4 separate regions of the Mus musculus genome follow, and regions 2, 3 and 4 are each linked to region 1. Evidence: chromatin loops called from intact Hi-C (ENCODE). Cell type or tissue: left cerebral cortex. All regions are shown on one strand. Links, peaks and the distances in the headings refer to the core of each region. The heading gives the core; the rest is flanking DNA.

Evidence for each region. A loop is a pair of places that touch in the nucleus more often than their neighbours do. Peaks named below come from ENCODE experiments on the same cell type or tissue, not always from the same donor. Only the 100,000 strongest peaks of a DNase experiment are listed, where the experiment ranks them.
Region 2: it touches region 1 in a loop (2.2-fold over the local background); 5 of 42 quality-filtered maps call a loop at or near these places.
Region 3: it touches region 1 in a loop (15-fold over the local background); 24 of 42 quality-filtered maps call a loop at or near these places.
Region 4: it touches region 1 in a loop (10-fold over the local background); 4 of 42 quality-filtered maps call a loop at or near these places.

What each region holds. Positions count from the first base shown.
Region 1 is chr1:111,861,646-111,867,491 of GRCm38, forward strand. It overlaps Dsel (dermatan sulfate epimerase-like), which reads right to left and starts at 3,273. Exons shown (of 2, transcript NM_001081316.1): 1 at 2,450-3,273; 2 at 1-1,995. The coding sequence starts at 1,158. In left cerebral cortex, for the core only: CTCF peaks have their summits at 2,484 (motif pointing right) and 3,379; DNase peaks (open chromatin) are centred at 2,514, 2,799 and 3,311; H3K4me3 peaks cover 2,561 bases; H3K27ac peaks cover 795 bases.
Region 2 is chr1:112,448,753-112,454,617 of GRCm38, forward strand. No RefSeq gene overlaps it. Among named protein-coding and RNA genes, the nearest start is that of Gm22331, 16 kb to the right of the region's middle. In left cerebral cortex, for the core only: CTCF peaks have their summits at 3,104 (motif pointing left), 3,849 (motif pointing left) and 4,893 (motif pointing left); DNase peaks (open chromatin) are centred at 3,057 and 3,749.
Region 3 is chr1:112,377,389-112,383,253 of GRCm38, forward strand. Gm32810 (predicted gene, 32810) reads right to left here. Exons shown (of 5, transcript NR_157044.1): 5 at 1-4,093. Among named protein-coding and RNA genes, the nearest start is that of Gm32810, 37 kb to the right of the region's middle. In left cerebral cortex, for the core only: CTCF peaks have their summits at 641, 1,489 (motif pointing left) and 2,745 (motif pointing left); DNase peaks (open chromatin) are centred at 1,494, 2,738 and 3,963.
Region 4 is chr1:111,657,804-111,663,668 of GRCm38, forward strand. No RefSeq gene overlaps it. Among named protein-coding and RNA genes, the nearest start is that of Dsel, 200 kb to the right of the region's middle. In left cerebral cortex, for the core only: a CTCF peak has its summit at 2,645 (motif pointing right); a DNase peak (open chromatin) is centred at 2,657.

The DNA.
Region 1 (5,846 bases), core at 1-5,000:
CCAGATGTATTCAGTATGAAGAGTACTCCACCGCTGAGCAGTGGAAGGAACCATTGGTCCATCCTTAGGTCGATGCTTTCTAATTTGCTGAGCTAACCAATTTCCAGCTCCATTCTGTAAAATGAACTTATCCAAGAAAACTAGCTGGCTCTCTGGACCATAAAACCAATTATAATTGGAATCTGCTATGCCTACAGTTCTTTGATAGCCTGGCAAAAGTGTAGCATAATAAAACCAAAAATGCATTTTTAGCCAGTTATTATCAAAGTTGTTGATGTTAAAATGGCGTTGTGCCAAAAAAACATACTGTGTAACTGATTTTGAGGTATAGCTTCCATAGGCCACACCTTCATCCAATGAGCCATCTACAATATGCTTCAAGAGAAACATAGTCTTTTCCATCACATCAACAACAACTTGTTTCCATATGTTTGCTTTAGATCCTTTATCTACTCCAGTAACCAAGGCCCCTATGAGTAAAGCTATCATATTTGTAGCTTGATGGTTATGAAGAAGTTGTTTGCCCCATGATCGAATCTTGGAATATTCATACATTTCCTCAGTAACAATCCAAATTTTTTCTAGGTATTTTTGTTTACGCTGATTACCTAATAGATTATATAAAAAGTCAAAGGCAGTGGCAAAACCTGTTAAAGAATGGCCAACTGGAACCTCATCCCCTGGTGCATTCTCAACTAGCCAGTCTTTGTAGCTAACCATCCGATCCATGTATTCCATAACAAATTCAAAGGCAACCTTGTCTTCTGGGCATAATAAACAATACAATGCTAAAGGAGGAAGATTATTACCATAAATTTCATTCCACTTGGCAGCAAACTCAGCATGCTTGGGTGGAGGTAGGTAGTATGATGGATTGGACAGCATAATTGTCACTGCACTTTTGATAGCTCTAAAAATATGCAAATGGCTTGTACGAGACTTTTGTTTCAATGTTTGTATATCTCCAGCATCAAAATATAAATTTGGATGAAGTCTTCGGTTGAGTTTGAAATCTTGTATTTTCTGTGACTTAAGCCATTGTATATCGTCTGTGAAAACTGCCCATTCAGAATAATTGCTCACAGATTCTTCACAAGTAGAAAAACTACACATCATCAATGTTAAAAATAGTAAATGTTCTGTAAACATAAACGCCATGATCCATGGGGAAGATCTTTTCCTTAGGCATATGTGTTAAGCACAGTGTTTCCTATCTGGTTATTGTAAATTATATATTAAAGATGTAGCAAAAAAACAAAAACAAAAAACAGACTATACCTCATAGGCTGTGAAATCCAGGTGACATTCAGCTTATTCAAAGCAAGAAAAGTTAGGAAATTATATAGCATGTCTGTGTCCCTGGCACAGGTTTGCTTCCAATAAAATAAAATTTCAAGGAATATTAATGCCTCCAATGTCTCCAATGCACAGAAAACAGTGGTCTAGTCAGAAAATACAACAAATCCAACATTTACTCCCTGTGTGTAAATCTAATTAACATGTGAAAAAGAAAAAATTTTTTAAAATTCCAAAATTCAAATGAAGCCATTTGACCACGTAGCACAAGAAACCATCTGTAGTGATTAACTTACCACACATAAATGGTATGTTTCTGTATGTTCCCCAAAAGAAGATGATAAAGTACTGTCATTCTCAGAGTGTGCAGACTTCATTATTTTTTTCTCAGAGTCTGAAGCATAATGATTTCTCAATTGTTTTTTCTTCCATTTTGGGGAGGAAAATATTCTGAACAAATGTTCAAAGTCCTACATGGTTGATAAGGGACACTGAAATTTCTGCCTTCATTTCAAACGTCTTTTTAAAGCGTTTCCAAATATCCTTTTATCAAGTTTATCTGTACCTGTAAAAGAATGTAATTTCTTCAATGTCTAGATGCTCTTCTTCCAATCATGCCCACATCCACCAAGTGGGTAAGAAAATTCCACTTTCACAACACTGAAGTCTGTTTTTTGTTCATTTTCGTGTCACTCCTCTCTGGGAGAAAAACAAAACAAAGCAAATTTCTAAGACTGAAAGTGGAGATAAAGGGATGATTTATGTAGTTTTGTCATTTGACAGAAATGTGAGAATCAAAGTAACATATTTCCAGTCTAACTTTTTTCTAATGTTTTTTCCTTATATTTGCAAACATATTTAGATTCTAGTTAATATTGGCAGAGAAGAAACAACACAAGTTATATTTCAGTGTTTTGTTTTAGCTATTTAAACATGTTTCTATCCACAAGTAATCACCATAAAGATGAATACAATATTCTTGCTACTTTGGTTATAAAGGTAAAAGTCAAAATGACCCTTTTAAATTATGGCCCAAAGTTTAGCTTTTAAGGAATGAAAAAGTAGCTTCACAAGACAAGTCACTTTTTTTTTGGACAAATCACAAATGGCAGTTGGAAGGCAGAAAAAAGGCACTGTTGACTCAGATGCTCACCTGTGGCTGTCGTCAACATCCTCCCCACGAGCCGCCAGAGGGCGTTCACACCCAGGTTTAAGGAGCAGGCCTATCCTTTGCCCATCTTGGATTTGGAAGAAACTCACCAAGTTTCGATCTTAGACAAGTCTCCTCCTCTGTAGGAAACAAACACTTCTAGTAGTTCCTGACTTGACCCGCCTGTTGCATATTTTAATTCCTTTCTTCAGAACGCATCGTCCTTCTGCTCCAGTCCCCACTGTCTGACCTGTGGCTGCAACGTGGGGACTAGAGAGACCTCTAAATGGCCAAGTCGGCTTACCTCAGGCCGCCTGCAACAGGATCTTCAAGCGGAGCTGGGCCCCAACACAGGCGAAGGCTGCCAGTTCAAGCAATTGAGGATTTTTTGGAGGCGGGCCTACGGAAGCCAAGAGCTCCGCACGCCTCCGCCCGTGTGCTGCCAGGGACTGCACAGGCAGCGGCCGGGCTGGGTCTCCTCAGCTCGGGCGTCGTCTCCTCAGCGCCCCGACTCTTGGGGGGTGGCGGGGTGGGGGGCTTCCCTAGAGCGCGTGCTTTCCTCAGCGCCACAGTCTCCGCTGCTCCTCTGGGTGCGGAGTCTCCTCAGGGCCGGATCTCGGGGATGGAGACTCAGACACACCCGCCCTGGAGGAACGCCAGGCGCTGGCCGGCGCGGCTCTCTTGGCGGGAGGCCACCCGCGGGCGGCGGGTGATCTCCAGGCGCTGTCTTCAGCGCAGCGACGGTGACCTAAGGCCTGATGCTGCCTAGACCGGCGCTCCGCCGAGCTAGCTGGAGCCGCCTAGCCCACGGAGGGCGGAAAAAAGGCGACACGTACTGGAGGGCGGGGCGGGGTCTGATCCAGGGAGGCGTGTCCAGAGGCGGGGTCTTAGGAGCAAAACGCCCGCCTAGCGGCCGGCGGGCCTGGGCGGGGCGCCCCGCAGAAAGGCTGAGGCCAGGGAAAGGCCTGAGCCGCCCGCGCACTGCCAGTGGGCGGGGCCAGGCTTTAACTCTATGCAGCAGTGTTTCAGTCAGCTTGGCAACTGCTACTAAGACAACCCAGTTGGATTTCAGGGAAGTTTGGAAGTCCCTTTGTCTTTGCATCTGTCTAGGCTGGTGTTCTAACTTTTTGGATATTGAGAGAAAACATATGTTAAACATCTAAACGTGACAAGGAGTTGTGATTACAAATGATGAGAGAAACTCTTGGGGGATGGGATGAGTAATGACTGTGGCAGGAGAATATTCAGTTACCCTTAAGAGCTGAAAAAGGACTCTATAAGCACTTCTTTGAAATTCTGAGGCACACTTGCTGACATTGCTATCATAGACAAACAAACCCAAAATATCCAGATTAATATAGTAGGAACAACTTCAATAGCCAAATGTACTAGTCATCTCTACGGATTGAAAGTTTCTGCTAGATTGAAGCAAATATGGGACAAGCAATCAGTAGAAAACTGTTTACTGTGTTTACTTTCAAACCTGCACCACATAGGCATGTGAAATTTGAAGCTTGGAAATTCAGTCGCAGAATAGACTGAGATTTTGTTCACATTGTACTCACTCAGAGCACTTTCCACAGTCTTAGGTTACACTTGGACATAGGCCAACCTATAGTCTGCTCAATAACTTGGAGGTAGTAATACAAGGAGCTGTCATGGTTCACTGGTTTAAACTTCATCCCTAGATGTGGATTAGTTAAACTTCAGTTTTCTTCTAACCCCTATTATTTGCTAAAATGCACAGCTGTATTCTTAGGTGGGAAAAGCAGTTGTTTGAATGACAAGAATAATAAGAAAAGATAACTGATAAAGTTAACTTGAGAGCATGTAATTATAGACAAACTACTCTTATATTTGCCCTGGTTGGAACTGTGTCCCGGTCTAATAGCTAAAGTAAGTTTTCCTTTGGCCCCTCAATAATTGAAATATTCTATACCTTCCTCCCAGTGTCTGTCCAGTCATCCTACCGCCAAAACCCTTCCCAAGTAGCAACTGCAGTTTTCTCTGAATGGAATTTTCTTATCTTAGTCTCCATTCGTATCATTAAATTCCTCATCACTTTCCCAAAACAGTTTCAACAAAAGGATGTTTTTCTCTGCATGAGTCTCTAAGGTTTTCTATGGATTACTGTCTCACCTGGTTCACTACTTAACTCAACATGAAATCTATCTGCCTGTGGATAGTAAGTACCTTTGCATGAGCTGTGGCTGGGTTTGAAACTAGTTGATCTTTTGACAGTTTGGCTTTAGGGAACTTAATCACCTTTACTTAAAAGTCATTGGAAAGAAAATGTTTTCTTTGCAAACTTCTCATAAACATCTGAAGTGTTTTTCTCCCTGGCCCCAGATTGGAGAACACTCAGGACACCATTTCTCTTCTGGGTGAGTAAGGAATCCTGACCTCACTGAGATTAGGCTCCATTTTATACAGAGAAGACCCAAGAAATCAGTGTTCATAAAACAGGTGGTAGAAACATAGACTGTTTCTTAAAAGAAAATATGTGGAGAAGATAAATTCATCTTGTGTTTGCATGGTGCCCAGTAATGTGAGGAACACCAGTGTCAGGAATAATTAGCGCAAGAAGAACAGGTGTCAGAAAAGTTTTATAAATTTCATCCAATTATTGTACTTTCTAATTTATTGTTATTAGTATGACCATTTTTACTTGACTGTTAACAGAATCCTCAGGAGAGGGACTGAGGTCTTTTTATTTCTCACCAATATACATACCTGAAAATAAGCTGTGGGGATGCAAATAAGTCCTCCTCATGGTAGGATGAGGTATCTGGATAACTCATTTTGAACAGGAATCTTCTCAATGTTCTTACATATGAGTGTTTTGAAATAAAACAGATGAATGATCCAAATCACTGGCATAAAAGATGATAGGTAAATGGCACTATTAAAAATTAAGAGTCTTGTTTCCTGTGAATTAAAAATGGATAACTCCAATTATTCCTTCCACACATGAAGATGCTATAAAGTTAGTTAATTATAAATAATGCATTCAACCATAGAAGAGATGAGCTTTAGTCTATTTTATTGTATTTAAAAGCCTTTATGAGTGTGGCAAGAGACACATATACCAACAGCTGTTCAATTCAGAATGCTAGAACAGTATCTTATTTTAATGAAAATAAAGAACAGTATATATTTTTGCTCTGTGGATTCCTTTCTATATAAAAGGATCTTAAATCTGCATGAGATTTTATGCTGTGATAAGGAAATACTTATGAAAATCCATTTTCTTTATTTGTGTATCTTTCAACCAACTGTCACGTACTCTACTTAAAATAATAGAGACAGTATTTTCTAGACTGATGCCCTGCCATCATCCTGTTCTGAATTTGTTCTTTTTCATTTTGTTCTCCCTATGACTCTTCTTCTATTTGTTCCT
Region 2 (5,865 bases), core at 437-5,436, 590 kb after region 1:
CTTTTGCTTGCTTCAATTGTAATACTAAGTGAGGTCCCCAAGACCTGGTTGTTCCAGAGATGAGAGAGCATGAATGTAGACCCAAATGACATCATGTGACCTTGCCCCTAAGTTATTTCTGGATTGTAAATAAAAGTGCCTACAGTCAAAAGCTGGACAGAATTGAAATAGGCATTTCCCGGTGCTCCCAGCCTGGGGATGGAAGGAGACCATGAAAGAGGTAGATAGAATAAGGTAAATAGAAAAGAAGCCACCATGAAGTAAGAAGCTTCAAATAATGGCCTCTAAGAAGTTGCAAGTTTTCCAAATATCACACAACTGAAGAAGTTTCCTGCAGTTGGCAAAATCTCATCCCTGCTTATAGTAAGAGTCAAACCATATTCAATTGCTGTGGACAATCTGAAGCAGCTCCATATCCCTGGACACCCGGAATTAAAATGAAAACACACTTTTATAATATTTCTGTGTTTTTTTAAAAAAAGAATTCCAAATTCCAATATTCTCACTACAGAGAAATGCTGTAGTTAAATGAGTTTATAAACCAAACATACCTAAAAAATATTTACAGAACATTCCACCCAACCACAAAAGATTATACTTCCTTTTCTGCACCTCATGAAACTTTGTCTAAAATTGATCACATTGCAAACAAAGCAAGTCTTACCGCATACAAGAAAGTTGAAATAATTCCCTGAATCCCATCAGACCACTTTAGATTAAAGCAGGATACAGACAAAAACTTCCAAACTCACAGAAATTGAACAACTTTCTACTGAATGAAAAAATTAGTCAAGACATAAATTTAGAAAGAAGTCAATGACTTTCTAGGATCCAAAGAAAATGAATACATATGTCCAAGCTTATGGGACACAACGAAACAGTTCCCAGAGCAAAGTTTATAGCAGTAAAAGCCTAAAAGCAAGATTTTATACTAATAACGTAACAACACACCTGAAGACTGGAACCAAAAGAAGTTACACACAGAGTAGAGAATAAGAAATATTCAAATTGAGTGTTGAAATCAATAAAATACAAACAAACAAAGAAACAAACAAACGATACAATACAAATAATCAAGGAAGCAAAGAGAACCCTTATTGTCAGTCTTATTGGTTTTTATCCAAACAATCTCCCCCTTAAAACATGTCAGCCTGCCCCGAAACATACAGAAAAACAAAAACAAAAACAAAAAAAGTAAAGATAATAGGCACAGAAGGATCAGAAGATGCCAAAACATATCAATTTTAAGCTTCATTTGTTATTTTCATTTCATGATGCTTCAGAGTCCGAGGAGAAAGTTTCTCTTTCTTCAAGAAAGATATTTAAAATCCCATAAAATGGCTTTCATTTGAGGCAAATGCCTCTCTCCCTTTACCCCATATGGGATTATTAAATTCTCCCTAAAGCTGCCTTCAGAGCTCCTTTGAGGAAGCCTGAGGAACACAAACCTCTGATAAAGTATTTTGTACAAGAGCGCGTGCTTGCCTTTTCCTTATTTCCACTACAGGAGGGTGTGGGTATTTTTTTTTTTTTGCAACCTACTTTTAATAAGCATTCAACATCTCCTCTAGCCCACCACCCAGAAGAGATAGTGGAAGATAAATGTTACTAAGATATGGGGGAAGAGGACCTGTTCAGCATTAGTTGTTTGGGAGGGAGCTTGATCTTCTTTGGCAGCAGTTCAGTACAGTAGCAAACACCAAATACTACTCAGCAGGGGATTTCACAGGTGAGAAAAGCAGGGGCATAGTGGAAGTAGTGTGGCAGTGGCTGTGCAGACTCAGGAACTCCTGATCAAGCTTCAACAAAGCACCCTGGCTCTGATACACAGCAGGTTAGCCAGTTCACTGGAGACCTGCCTCTCCCACTGTCTGCCTTGCCCGGATACAAGAGAATGAGCAACAGTGACCAAGCTGAGCCAGCAGGGCAAAAGTACCCATGGAGGATCCACAGGCACAAACTCAGTCAACTTCATTAGAGCAAAAGGTCTAAAGTGTTTTCCTCCTTCAAGTCTGGGACCCCCAGCCTGTTTTCTTTCATTCCATGCCTTAACTTAGATGGTTTCTATTTCCCTTCATATTTTTTTTAGTTAGTTTCTTTCTTTTCTCTCTCTCTCTCTCTCTCTCTCTCTCTCTCTCTCTCCTAAGCAATTTGATATTTTTAACCTTATATTTGTTGTGGTTTATGGCATGCATACATGCACATTATTTTTTTTTTCTTAAGTGTGCCACACTTTAATAGGATACATTAGCTTAAGTCAATCTGTGATCTGGGGTTTTTCAAGGCAAGGGAATGTTTGGGGTACCTCATCTCAACTCCTATTGCTTGTGCCTCTAATTGTAAATACTTATTAATTTTCAAAGTTTTCTTTGTCAGTGTATATGTGTGTGCTTGTGCACATATGTGCCACAATTTTCAATTCTTAGTTTATACCATGGGTCCCAGGGATTGAACTCAGGTAATCACACTATCATACTAGTCCAGCAAGTTGTTTTACCTGCTGAGTGCCTTGCTGCTATTGCACAAGTCTCTCTCTCTCTCTGTGTAATTTTCATATATGTAAGTTTTTCATTGATATCCTTGAGGTTTTCATAAATATTATTATAATATCTGCAGATAAAAATGGGTTATCTGTGTCTTTATTTATTTATTTATTGGTTTTTTCGAGACAGGATTTCTCTGTATAGTCCTGGTTGTTCTGGAACTCACTTTGTAGACCAGCCTGGCCTCGAACTCAGAAATCCTCCTGCCTCTGCCTCCCAAGTGCTAGGATTAAAGGTGTGTGCCACCAACGCCCAGCACCTTTTTTATTCTTATACTTCTATATTAATAAGTATCAACAAAAGCCTCCAATTGTATTGTGTGATAGAATATGGCCCAATGTCAACTTTTATTTCCTACTTGTGACAGAACTTAAAATATCACATTTCTCCATTCTGACCACAGCAGTATGCTGTCTATAAGTGTGATTTCCACTTAGGAGGGTTCAGTAGTCATGCACAAAAAATAGGGAAACAGCAGAGTGGTGTTGTTGCGACTTCTTCTGACCAAAGCTAGTGATGAAGCAATGAGGATATAGAAACCAAGTATGGAGTGCCACCTTGTGGAAGTAAGAAGTCAGTACATCTGACTTCAAGTCCAAGAGCTGGAGGAGACCCGAATCACCCTCATCTTAAGCACTCCTCTCTCAAAATAAACACAGCCTCAGTTTTAAATCCAAAGGACTTTCAGACTCATGAAAATGCTAGGCAACCCAGGGCACTGAACACTATTAGACAATTCAGGCCAGTGCCTGCTCTCTAGTCCAATGGAATAAAGCCTCAAAATATCCAGCTAAAAGTTCTTAATGTATAAGTCATGTCACATGTTATGAATCATCTAAGCTAATAGCATATTTTATAAAATGCCCAGGTAGGCAATTGTTTGTGGTTGTAGGACCTGAAGAAGAAAATACCTGTCAGGGTGGTGGTCAACTGTTAGTACAAGAGCTGAAACAGGAAAGCAGAAACAGGTAGATATCAGGGAGTAGAACTTCCTAGTTTACATACACAGTTCCTGACTAAATACAAACAGAAACAAAGCTTCGATTATCATATACAGTTTTCAGTAACTGACACCCAAAATGAACATGTCATTGCAGATGTGTGTCCCTTCTGAGTACATAGTGTAAGATCAAACTTTATCATGCCAAGAGAACATTCATGAGAAAATAAGGTGGAGACACAAGGCAGATTAGAACAGAAGTAATGGCTCTGCATTAAGAGTCCTGGCAGCTGTTCCAGAGTTCAATTCCCAGCAAACACATGGTTTCTCACAATCATCTGTGGTGTGATCTGGCACCCTCTTCTGGCCTGCAGGCATGTATGCAGGCAGAATGCTGTATATATAAAAGGGAAATATAAAAAATAAAAAATTCTAGGCCTTAGGCCCAGGCTTGAGAATGTGACCTTTGTGACTCAATGCCCCAAGGCATGCTAATCATAAAACAGATAGTGACACCCATCTGCTTCCTGGGTTCAGGGAGTGTTCATTCAAAGAAAGTCACCCTGACCCACCCTGACCATTGCTGGAACCCGCTATGCAAATGTGCTATTGTTAGAGGCTCAAAGAAACTATCTTGAGAAATAACCCACACAATTACCAGGTATTATCTTTCCACTTCCTCGTGACTCTTAATGGTATTTTTGGTATTTTCCAACAACGCCCTTCCCACCCCCTTGGGTTGTGTTTTTTTTTTCCTTTAAATACCCCCTCTCTCAGCTATTTGGGGTGCCATGGTCTTCTACCCCTGCATGGTGTATGACTGTGGGCCAGAGAATGCTCTTGAAATAAAAGTCCTCTTTCAATTTGCATCAAGACCTTTCTCATGAGTGATTTGGTATGTCGCCTCTCTTGAGTCAGAATGTGGGGGAGTCCTCACATTGTGGGTCTTTCATATACATAATAAATCTTAAAAAAATAAAAATAAGTAGGTTTGGAAAGCTACATGTATTTTATTCAGAAAGTACAGCTACATCTACTGTTATCCTGCATAGATATCCAGGGTCCCACAGTGTCCTTATATTTATTATAGTCTATCACTTCAATATATGTATGTGACTAGTGTCACTTATGAAATAACTTCAACTAAGTTATGTGTGTACCATTGTCATTCAATCCTAGAAAGAATAACAGGTGTAAGGAATTTATAAAGATTTTTAGTCAGTATATAGCCTTTGGAAAGAAGTGTTCTTTCTCTTCCTTATTTTGTTTTTTGTTTGTTTGTTTGTTTGTTTTTAAGATAGGATCTTTTGGGAGTTGGAGAGTTGGCTCAGTGGTTAGGAGCAATGACTGCTCTTTCAGAGGTCCTGAAATTTCCAGCAACCACATGGTGGCTCACAGTCACCTGTACCGGGATCTGATGCCCCCTTCTGGTATGTCTGAAGATATCTACAGTGCACTCACATAAATAAAAAATAAATCTTTAAAGATAAAAGCAGGACCTCTCAGTGTAACCTGCCAGATGTGAATGTCATGGACTTGCTGTGTGGACCAAGCTGACCTTGAGCCTTCAGGCATCCATCTACTTTCTTATTCTAGGTATTGAAGTCAGTGTTCTGCATCACTATGCTCACCCAGGAAGAGTGAAGAGTCTTCTTATAGTTGTAGTGAGCAACTTTGCTTATCATTTCCCATCAGTCAATTCTTTCTATGTAAATGAGAACATTCTGTAGTATCTGGCTGCAGGTGACTCTGATTGGCTGTGCGATTCTGGCTTTTTTTTTTTCTCTAGTGAATAAAGAAGAATTTCTATGTCTCTGAGTGTTTTGCCTGTTGTATGGGTGGGTAGATCATCAATACTATGTGAGTGTGTGTCCAAGTGTGTGTGTGTGTGTGTGTGTGTGTGTGTGTGTGTGTGAGTGTTTCTATGGCCAAGCTAGAATCAACCCCAGATTTCTATTTCAGCGATCTTTACTTACTTTTGTGCCTGGGTTTGCATAGGCACTAGGCCACCACACCTCCTGAAAACAAAACAAAATCAACCAACAACCCAACCAAAAAATTTAAAGTGATTGATTCACCTGTTGTTTAAAAGTAATAGACAGCCGAGTGTGGTGGCGCATGCCTTTAATCCCAGCAGTCGGGAGGCAGAGGCAGGCAGATTTTTGAGTTCGAGGCCAGCCTGGTCTACAAAGTGAGTTCCAGGACAGCCAGGGCTATACAGAGAAACCCTGTCTTAAAAAACAAAATACAAAACCCAACCAAACAAACAAACAAAAAGGAAAATAGACAAACAGCAGGAGAGAAAAATGTGGCTATGGCTGCTGGTGGCTTTTCAGTGCCTCTTCACCATTCTGCATTGGGTTTAATTAAGTTCTGTTCTCC
Region 3 (5,865 bases), core at 299-5,298, 520 kb after region 1:
TTGTTGTTTACATAGCATATAGTCTGCAGGGTATTGATATGTCATTCACATGACTCTTTGTTAAAAACAATGCTAAATAAAAGAAGCCAGACACAAAGGATTACAATGTATATGTCATCCAGTAGGGCCTGGACATAGATATGTTAAAATATTTATGTAAAATACCTCTCCAATCTCTGACAAACCTAGATATGATACACTGCTCAGTCTAGTGTACACTCCCAGATCTCAGCTACATGAGGCATCTCTGGAAAATGTCTCATAATAGATGTCAAATTTCCATCTCTACAATCCTATATAATCCCCTCTTCATTGCCTTTTCCTTTTCCAAATTTGAATATAGTCCACTGATGTTATGCTTAGAGTGTAACACTATTCTCCTACAGCTATTAGTCATTTTTTGACACGTGTTGCTAAATTTTTTCTGTAGAATAAGGTTCAGGTCATGTACCAAATCCATGTCCCAGTTTTTCTCCTGCATCAACTGGCAATGTTGAAATTCTGACATGAAATCTATGAGAACACCTGGTCATCTTCACCATACTTTGGTCTTTGGTGGAGACACCTTACTTTCTGTCCAGGTCAGTCCTCACAGCAGAGAAATTGGCTTGAGATGTATTAACCTCTTCTGGATGATTTTGGTACTGCAAGGGGATCTTTCACGCACTTCTGGATGCTTTGTGTATTGCATAGCATCTATAATCTTATTCTGGAGTCTGCGTATTACATGTGGATTTACATGGGGATCCAAAGGATCTCTTTGGAGATGTTTGGCATTGGAAGGGGATCAATAGCCACCTTCTAAGTATTTTGAGTACCAAAAGGTATTCTATCCCACTCTCTGGAAAAGGCACCTTGACTTCAGGTAAACTTGGGTGAGGTACTTAGCAAGAAGGCAAAGAGCTATCCTGTGTGACATCAACAGTCCCTTCCTAACATGTTGTATTATAACCTGGAGTTCCCTGGCATTGTCTGTGATGTTATTAATGTTGAGTTGACTCCAACTGCTCTTGGAGCATTCATTCAGTACCTTTACGGTTCACCTATAGACATGTTTGCAAAACTGAGCAGGCTTCTTGGAAGAGAGGACAGTGAACATACAGAGACCAGTAAGGGGTAGAAACAAGATGGCCTTTGGTCTTAGTTTAAAAGAACTCTAAAATTAATGGTCCTGGGGAATTCACAGTGAGTCCAGGAAATGAAATAGGGAGCTTGAGCTGCATCTTCCAGCAACGGGATTCAGGCGCTTGGAACTTCTGGGAAGCAGGTTGTTTGGCAGAGTGGCAGGAATTGTCAAGGCTACAGCTGCTGTGCTAGGAGCTCCTTAATTTCACTCTGACTCTCAGAAGAGGGTTTCAAGAGGCAGACTCCTCCTCTTTGTTCCTAGGGCTACATCACACGCTGAACATTGAGCTTAAGATGCTCTCTGGATGCTTTTGATACTGCATGGGAATCTGCCTTATTCCATCTTGTGGATACTTTGGGTACTGAGGATCTAGCACCCTCTTCTGGATGCTTTTCATATTGCATGGGAGGACTTTCATCGTTTTCTTCCTGCTTTGAGTACAGGAAATAAATCTAACCCATTCTTCTAGTCACTGAAGTTACTCCATGAAACAGGCCTCAAGGATCAAGTGGATTCAGGCTATATCCTGGACTACCCCCATGCAGTGGCTGCCACATTCTGCCTCCTATATACTCGGACCTTCTGGTGCTTATTAAACTTAGTATTCTGACCCCAGCACAGCACAGAAGATTTCCCTGGTAAGGGATCCAGGGCTTCAAGAACTCCCTCATGGGCCTGAAAGGAAAGACTACCCCTCTAAAAAGTTCCCAGGAAGTCTGTGCCACAGGTCCTGGCCCACCTGAAACCTGTTACCACCTTATTTATATCTTCAGAACACAGATTCGCAGTCATGGGTTCTTATTGCCATGCATATGCTCAGAGTAAATACTTCAAGGAAGGAGACTCAATTTCAGGATGGCAATATAAACTGGCATGGAATTTCAATGTGCAACATGGAATAAAAGCACTGCTGCTTAAAGTGGGGCTCCCTGCTCATGGCGCGGGCATCACCTCAAAACAGGCCCCACTATAGACTTCAGTACCCACACACATGCACATGCACACATACAATTGGTCCTCTGTGAACAGTCCTTGTTTGTATGTTTTTGCTGAACTGCATCCTTAGCAGATTCCATTAAATTCCTTGGATGTCTGATTGCAAAAACCAGGGGAAGAAACTCCCCATGAACATACACCAAGGTCTCAGACATTCAGGTACATCCTGTGTCTTGGACACAGGAAATCACAGCCTGGTGATGCTAAGCCCTAGGGACTCTAGGACCTACTTGCATCACATCAGCTATTAGCTGAAATTGTACTCCAAGCACAGCATGGCTGGGCTAAGTTAAGCAATTCCAGATCCAGTAGGAATGCAGTATGGCCTGAAACATGTGTCTAGCCACAGTGGTTGGGAATGGGATCCCAGCTTGAGGAGAGCTGTCCTGCTTTTAGGGGCACCAGTAGATCACTATTTGGAACTCAGCATGGTCTCTCCTGTCCCTATACCACTCAACCATACAAGGTCACTTGTGATTATGTACCTAAAGATACTACTGGAATGTACTACGTGGTAAGGTATTGTCCTGTTCTGGATGATTTGAGTACAGCATTATGCTCTGTCGCCCTCTTCTAGTTTCTCTTGGTAATGCAATAGACTCTCTTTTTCTTTGATGCTTTACACACTGCATGTGGCTTTTTCTCCCTCTTCTGGGTGCTTTGGATACTGCATGGGGATGTATCCATGTCTTCTGTGTGGTTTGAGATCTATCACCTCTTTTAGATGTCTTGGAGACTATATTGGCATATATTGGCATTTTCTGGAGTCCTTGGGTGAGACATGTGACTATATAGACCTCTTCTACATGCTTTCTGTATAGCAAGAGATCAATGTCCCTCTTTTGCCCACTGCCAGTACTGCCTGGGAAGCTATAGACCTCATTTGGATGGATAAGTCACTGCATGGGAATCTGTCACCCACTTCTGAAGTTTTGGCGTACTTTCTATGTATTTTGTGTATTGCAAAGGCAACTATCATCCTCTTTTAGAAATACATATAACACCTGGCATTACCCACTACCCCTACTATCAGGCCTCAGGTCCAAAGGACAGGCCTTGGAAGGAAAAAGTCCAGAGATCTGGAGAACATTTGTCCTAGGCTGACCATGGGATAGCTTCTTATTAAAGTCATTGTAAGGAATAGCAGAAAGCTAATGTAGGTCCTTAATAAAGCTATGTGCTGCAAAAAAACCCTTGCCTTTCCTTATCATATTCTCTTAGTGCATATTGTACTTAAAGATAAGACTGATTTAGTAGACCAACTCCTGTTGGGTGATCACCTGACTCATCCAGGACTCAGGCACATGGGAGGTACCAATTCTGTCTTCTTTGTCTTTGGACCATAGTGAGGTTCTAGTCTGTATGCCTCTTAGCAAGCAGCATGCCTTGTGGACTTGGGAGTTCTGCCTCTTAGACTTAATTTTTCTAAGTGTGAAAAACTGTGAGCCCCTTCTAGGATTGTCCTGCAGTCTCAGGAGCCTTTAAATGGAAAAACGTTTTATACGCTGAGGGGATGTTAGGCATCCCAGGGACTCTGGGGCTCTGGCAGGGACTTTACAGAACTGGTTGCTATGGGACCCATGGAAGGAATGTGATTCTGAATGTGGGCAATCTTTCCTCCTTCAGGTGATGTTTGCACTCTGCCTGCTGATGTTATGGCACTGCCATGGACAGTTAAGCCAAGGTGGGAGCCACGTCTAGTACTTGGAGGTCCAGAAATCCTTTTGCTATTGTCCTTTTGGTATCAGAATTTTCAGTAGTAGGATGAATCTTTTAGAAGTTGGCTTTTCTCTGGACTTGGCCTGCTTCTTGGAGATGCTGGCGCATGGCTACTGTTGGCTCTAGTCTGATGCTGTCTGGGAACCATGAACTTTTCAAGGTTGGCAGTAGTACATGGAAGTACAGGTGGCAGATGGAAGCTGGCTGAGGCTCACAATTCTTTGTTGGTGATTCAGCACCCTCCACAGCCATCTATGGAAAGAAAGCAGAAGGCAATGTGAATGCATTGAGATGAGAGAACAGAAACCTACAAGAGGAGCAGATATGCTGCAAGAGTCCTATGAGGAGGTGAGGAGACTGTGAGGAGTCCCATGAGAAGATCTGTGACCTCTCAGCAAAGAAGTATCAAGTAAGCTGAGAGAGTGGAAGCAGGCTTTCCACCTATGTAAACACACACACACACACACACACACACACAAATCCAGCCACCAACCTAAATTCCCATCCAACTCTTCATTCTTGTCATCATTAACAAGTCTTTCTTTGAAGTTAGTTTTTTGAAAGAAACTGGATGATTAGCAAGCAAACCCTCCTGCTATACTAGAAGCTTCAGTCCATTGATGAGATCGGTCGGTCCCATATCACCTACATGTCATTATGGTCCATAAGGTGCTATATAGATATTATAGAGTAACATACAAGTTTTAATGAAGGAGGTCAGGGGCCAGTGAGTCATTTGCTGTTCAGGGGTTGAGTTCACAAGTGGGAGGCATCTTGCAAGGAGGAGAGCCCTTGCCAAATATAAAAAGAGTGAAGATTCCCCCTCATATTTTACAGTACTGCACTTCAGACAAGCTCTAGAGGTAACTTCAATAGTCTACTGACTGACCTGGGTGTCGCTTTCATATCTTATACAATGCTATCTGTTTAAAAGTTCCTAGGGAAGGTTTTGTGAGGAGACTATGCTGGGTCAACTGGGAGTTAGCTAGAGGCTTTTTTAGGAGTCCTTCTTGAAGGCTTCTTCTTGTGTGGTCCAGTTTTGCTGTGCAGAGATTGTAACTTACCATTAGGATCAGAGAGTGTCAGGATAAAAAAAAATCCTGGAAGGGAAAATAATGTGCAAGCTAGGGCAGCAAAATATGGATGAGTCTAAGAACCTCGTAGTCGTAGACAGTTCAGTGGCCCAACACCTCCTCCTGCAGCAGAAAAATTACTGCAACATGCCAGAATTCTCTCTGGCCTTTCTAGGTAATGGATGTCTGTATGTGGATGTGAGTGTGAGTGTGAGTGTGAGTGTGTGTGTGTGTGTGTGTGTGTGTCTGTCTGTCTGTCTGTCTGTCTGTCTGTCTGTGTTTTGTGCTTGTATTTGTGGTGTTCTTATGTTTTCGTGTGGGTGTATCGATATGGGTGTTTATATACATATGAATATACGTGTGTGTGTGCATGTGTATGTGTGTGTATACACATGTGAGTGCATGCCTAGCCATGTGTATAGATAGGTCTTTGTTTGTACAATATTGTCTGTGTATATAAGTGCACATGCATGCACATACATGCATATATCCAGGTATGGGTGAGCATCTGTGTACCCATGTTGAGCAAATTGTATATGTGGGTACCTGTGTGGTGTTTTGTGGGTGTGGCTGCTTCCCTGTGGGAATGTATATATGTTTGTCTCTGTGTCTCTGTGTGTATTTCTGTCTGTGTGTGCACATGCATGTGTGTGTATGAACATCTATGTGTTCACTTTCTCATGGAAGGAGAATCTTTAACAATTATGGTAGCCAACTTAAATGAGAAAGTACTATGCCCACTCAAGTTAGTACCACTCTGTATCCACTGAACATTGCATGAAAGTTCACTCTCTTTTTGCACATTCACACAGGACCCTAGAATAAAAGGACAAAACAACTGTAATTGCAAACTCAAAAGTTTTCAAGTGGTTGTAGAGCCTATAAAATATTTATCTACAATAAAATCATTTGGAGGAAACAAAAGGAATAGGTGCTTGGGGGGGGCAGAAA
Region 4 (5,865 bases), core at 493-5,492, 200 kb before region 1:
ATGTCTCTAGCTGCATATGTATCAGAAGATGTCCTAGTCGGCCATCTGTGGAAAGAGAGGACCATTGGTCTTGCAAACTTTATATGGCTCAGTACAGGGGAACGCCAGGGCCAAGAAGTGGGAGTGGGTGGTAGGGGAGTTGGGAGGGAGGGTATGGGGGACTTTTGGGATAGCATTGGAAATGTAAATGAAGAATATACCTAATTATAAAATGAAAAATAATAATTAATTAATTAATTATGGGTCCTGCTATTGTTTCAAAAAATGCTGGTGTAATTTTATCTTATTCCAAATATTTCTTGAGATTTAGTAATAGGATAAGCTACGATTTCCCAGAAATGAGCTTAGAAACATGAAGAAAATAATTGCCTTAGTCAGGGTTTCTATTCCTGCACAAACATCATGGCCAAGAAGCAAGTTGGGGAGGAAAGGGTTTATTCGGCTTACACTTCCATACTGCTGTTCATCACCAAGGAAGTCAGGACTGGAACTCAAGCAGGTCAGGAAGTAGGAACTGATGCAGAGGCCACGGAGGAATGTTCTTTACTGGCTTGCCTAGCCTGCTTTCTTATAGAACCAAGACTACCAGCCCTGAGATGGTCCCACCCACAAGCGGCCTTTCCCTCTTGATCACTAATTGAGAAAATGCCTTACAGTTGGATCTCATGGAGGCATTTCCTCAACTGAAGCTCCTTTCTCTGTGATAACTCCAGCTGTGTCAAGTTGACACAAAACTAGCCAGTACAATAATCATCCTGGTTTGCACAATAATTGAACTTATATTTTATCAATGATATTATTCAGAATTTTTTAAATTTTAATGTTTCAGGTTTTCTTACTTTATTTTAAAAACTGGTTAAAAATATCAAGAATTTACTTGGGCAAAGAGATTGAATTTCCCTGTAAATTAGATGGAAAATAAATATGCGTTTATTTTCCCCCCTTTAATGACCAGATATGAAAAAGAACTCTAACCATGCCTACTGCCTTTGATTTATTTTTTAAGGTAGCTCATGACAACAAAAAATAATTACTTCATCATCATTGGCAAATCTTACAAGTTGATAATCTGGCATTAATGTGTGAGATTGTGATATCAATGTCTACAGATGCGTCCCGTTTGTGGCTGACTCACTAACTGCCCTGTTTACTCCAATTGTCTTCTGTGCATTCTCATCAGTGGAGGACATCTTCCAGTTTTCACCAGTGCTTTCTGTACTAGGATTTTTACATGTGTTTTAATTGAGTATGTAACAACTGTGTTTCTTTTTCTCTTGTTCCAAACCTCAGCTGACAGCTACTATCTTCCCTAAGTATCCTGACAATATGGAAGCTCTTTGTTCTGCTTAGTCCTTGCTACAGGATTTCAATCACCATATAATATTTCAGCTATTTTTTCTCAGTTGGACTGAATTAATTATTCTTTATTTTAATGGAAGATATTGATTTCTTCATATCCTGCATTTTACAGTTAACTCACAGAGGGGCAGAGGGACTGGTACAGCTGTTACCCAACAAAAGAAGGTAAGTAGCCTTTTTTGTGAACTTGGCATTTTATTGTATCACTAAGGCATTAACTATGAACCATCACAGATCATGTAAATCAAGCTGTCTGGCTTGTTACAGTGAGAATAAGTTCCTAAACCTCTAATGCCCCTTTAACAACCCCCTTCAAACTGCCCTAATCTAGGGAAAACATTGGATCAAGTTGAAATTTGGGCTATGCCTGTAACCTGCAGAAGTGTTAGCAATAAAAGGAAGCATCAAAACTCTGGGATACACACTACAAGAGCAAATTACTTGAATTCTCTCAAAGACAACAGCGCAAAAACATTGATATGATAATCAGTTTCAAACAAAATCATAAAAGACAATGTAAAAGTCAGTGTCTTTTGCTCTCAGCAGAGGATGTGGTATTTATTCTCTAAACAACCCAAGGTTTATATGAGTGGAATTATTCATGAGTGCATACTTAAAAAGCAACTTGAATGCATGGCCTTAAGAATACATAGTCCATTTAGGAATGCACCATCACTAAGAACATGAGTACAGTCATTATAGGAATCATTTGGTAATTAAAAAGCGATCTACCAAACTATAGGACAGTAATCACACTGCTAATTATATGACCCAAAATAAATAAAATTAATATTTGGAGATATATTTGGCGTTTGATGACCACTTATTTATTACACACTCACAACAGTCAAGATGCTGTGTGAGAGAATATGTGATACATTATACATTGGGAAGATATCAGGTAATAAATGAAGTCTTGTCTGTGTGATAATATGGGTGATCCTAGATAAATAAAATAATTCAGGCAAATAAAAAATAATAGTTTTGATTTAATAAATGTTCAGGTATTACTCTGCACATTTATAATAAAAAATGTTGATCTATAAGACAGAGTGATAATAATTACAAGAGAAAGGAGTCCAGTTTGGAATGTAGAAATGAAGAGCTCCTGAGTGTGTACAGAGTTATGCATTAGGACCATGGACCATTGGTACATTACATAGTGATTGTACTTAAGAATACGTTGCATGTACCAAGTGGTGTAAGGGAGATCCTTGCATCTTTTTCCTGCAGAAAATTAATAAATGATTTTGAAGTTTTCACATTAGTCAGGAATGGACTGCAATTCTGACTATGTCCACTAGATAGCAGCATTTCAGTAGTAATCAGCCATCTGCAGGAAAGCCCCAACATATCCACAGAATTCATTTCACCCCACATAAGAAAGAAAAGAAGAGAAAGAAAAGGAAAGAAAACACAAAAGAAAAAAGCTAATTATTAGCGACAAGAAGGAATCTAAATGTAGCCCTTACAGTAAGTTTTACATTTGTCTAATTTCTATTTAATTCCTCTCATCTTTAGCAAATAAACAGATAATAAACATAATTCAAAGGTTGAAATTTCCGTTATTTTAAATCTATCACTACATTGAATTTTTTCGATAATGAATCTAGAAAAGAAAAATTGATATAATTATGCTTCTATAAATGTTTGTTTTAAATATGTATTTAGGATTTCAAAACACATTTCTATATTTTCCCTTTAATTCTCTCTCTCTCTCTTTTTCTCTTATTAGAAAGTAAAAGAGAACAAAGAAACAAAACCCACCTCCTCAGCTAAGTGGTGAGAACAAACCTAACTCTAGAATTCAAACTTAGAAGGATCTACTTTTTAAACTGTTTTACATTATAAAAAACGCTCTCAATCACTGGTCTACCAACCAGGCAGCATACACCAGCTGATATGAGGTCCTCAACACATATACAGCAGATACATACATATACCTGGTCTGGGTTCAGTCAGAGAAGATGCACCCAACCCTCAAGAGAATGGAGGCTCCAGGGAGTTTAAAGGTCTGTTTGGGGGGGGGGGGTAGGTGGGGACTTCCTTGTGGAGACAGGGGGATGGGAAAGAGGTATGGGATGTGGAATAGTCAGAGGGTGAACCAGGGTGAGGGAAATAAAATATGGAGTGAAAATAAATAAATAAATGAATAAATAAATAAATAAATAAATAAATGATTAAAAAACATTCTGAAGCTGGGTGTGGTGGCCCACGCCTTTAATCCCAGCACTTGGGAGGCAGAGGCAGGCGGATTTCTGAGTTTGAAGCCAGTCTGGTCTACAGAGTGAGTTCCAGGACAGCCAGGGTTATACAGAGAAACCCTGTAGCGAAAAACCAAAAACCAAAAAACCAAAATAAACAAAAAATGGAAAAAAAAAACATTCTGAAATAAAGAGAAAAGGAGGAGAGACTAAGAATAAAGAAATAATAATATGTAGCTTATCAACTCCTTTCAATGCTGAATTCGCTGAAGTTTCTTTTCCTATCTAGACTTAACAATGAAGACAAACCCCATCAGAACTCATGCATTTTTTACATGCAATTTTCCTGAAGCTACTTCCTGTTCAGGCATGCATATTAATATAGTTTTATGATAGTGTCAAGTTTCTCTATGACTGTACAATTGACATTAATTTACAAAACAATTTATAAATTTTGTTTATTTATTTATATTATTACAACACATCAATCTCATTATAGATAATATTTAATATCTTTTGAGGTCTGGGATGTTCAAGAACACATCTGGAAAGGTGGGTATACTGCATTAATACATAGAACAAAACCACCGCAGACATGAAAACTAATAAATCATCTAAACAAATTTTAGGGAATAAAGGATCCATATAAACTCAGACTGGATCTCAGTTGGAAAAGGACTTGCTTACCTACAATACTAGAAATCTAAGGTCTTAGGACCACCAATTCACAAACAGGATATGGGGGCACACGCCTGTGCTTCCAGTAGTTACATGGCAAAGTTAAGTCCTCTGCAGTTATATCAGGAGCCCAAGGGCCAATCTGAGCTGAATGAGATCCTGTTTCAAAAGTCAAAATAATAATAATAATTTTACCATTGTAGAAACATTTAAAGCCTTCTTCTTAATGATTGTTTTATGTGATTTTAATTTTGAGAAATACTGAAAATCATGGGAATGTTTATTATTGAACATACATAAATACTTGCATATTTGTTATAGTATTTGAAAAAAAAATGCTAGGTCAACTTGTCTCAAGCATTCATAGGCAATCGTCTCTTATGTTTGACTCAGGAATAAGCTGACTATTTTCTCTTGAAAATGAGAGACGATTTGAGTCAGTAGCACCATGCAGTAGTTATTAAGAAAGTAATTTTGTTGCAGCCAAAGTTCCCCCTTTGCAACTCAAGCAAATTAGAGTTCAAGCCCAATATATACATTAGGCATTTTGGACTTGAACTGTGTAAATCTAAAAAAGACATTTTGAAGTCTTAAACTCTAGTAACTATGATCTTGTTTGAAAACAATAACTTTAATAGAATAATCAAGTTCAAAGATTGATAGTGAGACTCATTTCTCCATAACTCATTTTCTTATAAAATGAGAAATGTGGTCATGGAAACAGACACATCCAGAGGTAAGATGACATCAGGAAACATAGAAGGAAGGTCATTTTTATCAAAGAGTTGGAAAGATGTCTAAGGACATCAAGACCAGACTGCCTAAACAGCTGGGAAGAAGGGATACAGTCCCAGTGCATGTTTTAAAATGATCAAGGTTTTGCAAGCTCTAAGATTTTGTGCTTGTAGTTTCCAAACTGTGAGAAAATTATTATTAGCTGGTCTAAGCCAATACATTTATGACATTTCTTATGCAAAATAATAAACTCCATAACCTGTAGGTTTCTAGATTCTGGTATCTATATACCACAATCCCTTCTTATACTAACTCTCAGTAATCAGTATGTAAAGTTCCAAACTAGCTGCTGTAAAATAGGAAGAGTATGTGTGTTTGATGTAGTCAATGAGCATAACATGTATGAACAGAGGAATGGAGGCGTAGGTCTGCAGAGAAGGATTGATGAGGTTTTGGGCAGACCCCTAAACAGAAGAAGAGAAGCCCAGGATGTTTTTCCTCTCTGAAAACACCAGTGTTTCCACAATCTCCAGGCAGACGTTAAACTTTCAGAACTTTAGAATACAATACATCCTATACTAAATCTCTGATTTTTAAGTATTTATCAAGGCATCCAAAAAATGAGCACATTAAACATATTTACTCTAGCACATGGAAAATACAGAAACCTGTTTCACACACAAAGGTTCACAAACACACAAAACAGGTATGCATATGTGTATTTAGTTAGGGTTTTACTGTTATGAACAGACACCATGACGAAGGCAAGTCTTATAAAAACAACATTTAATTGGGGCTGGCTTACAGGTTCAGATGTTCAGTCCATTACCATCAAAGTGGGAGCATGGCAGCATCCAGGCAGGTGTGGTACAGGCAGAGCTGAAAGTTC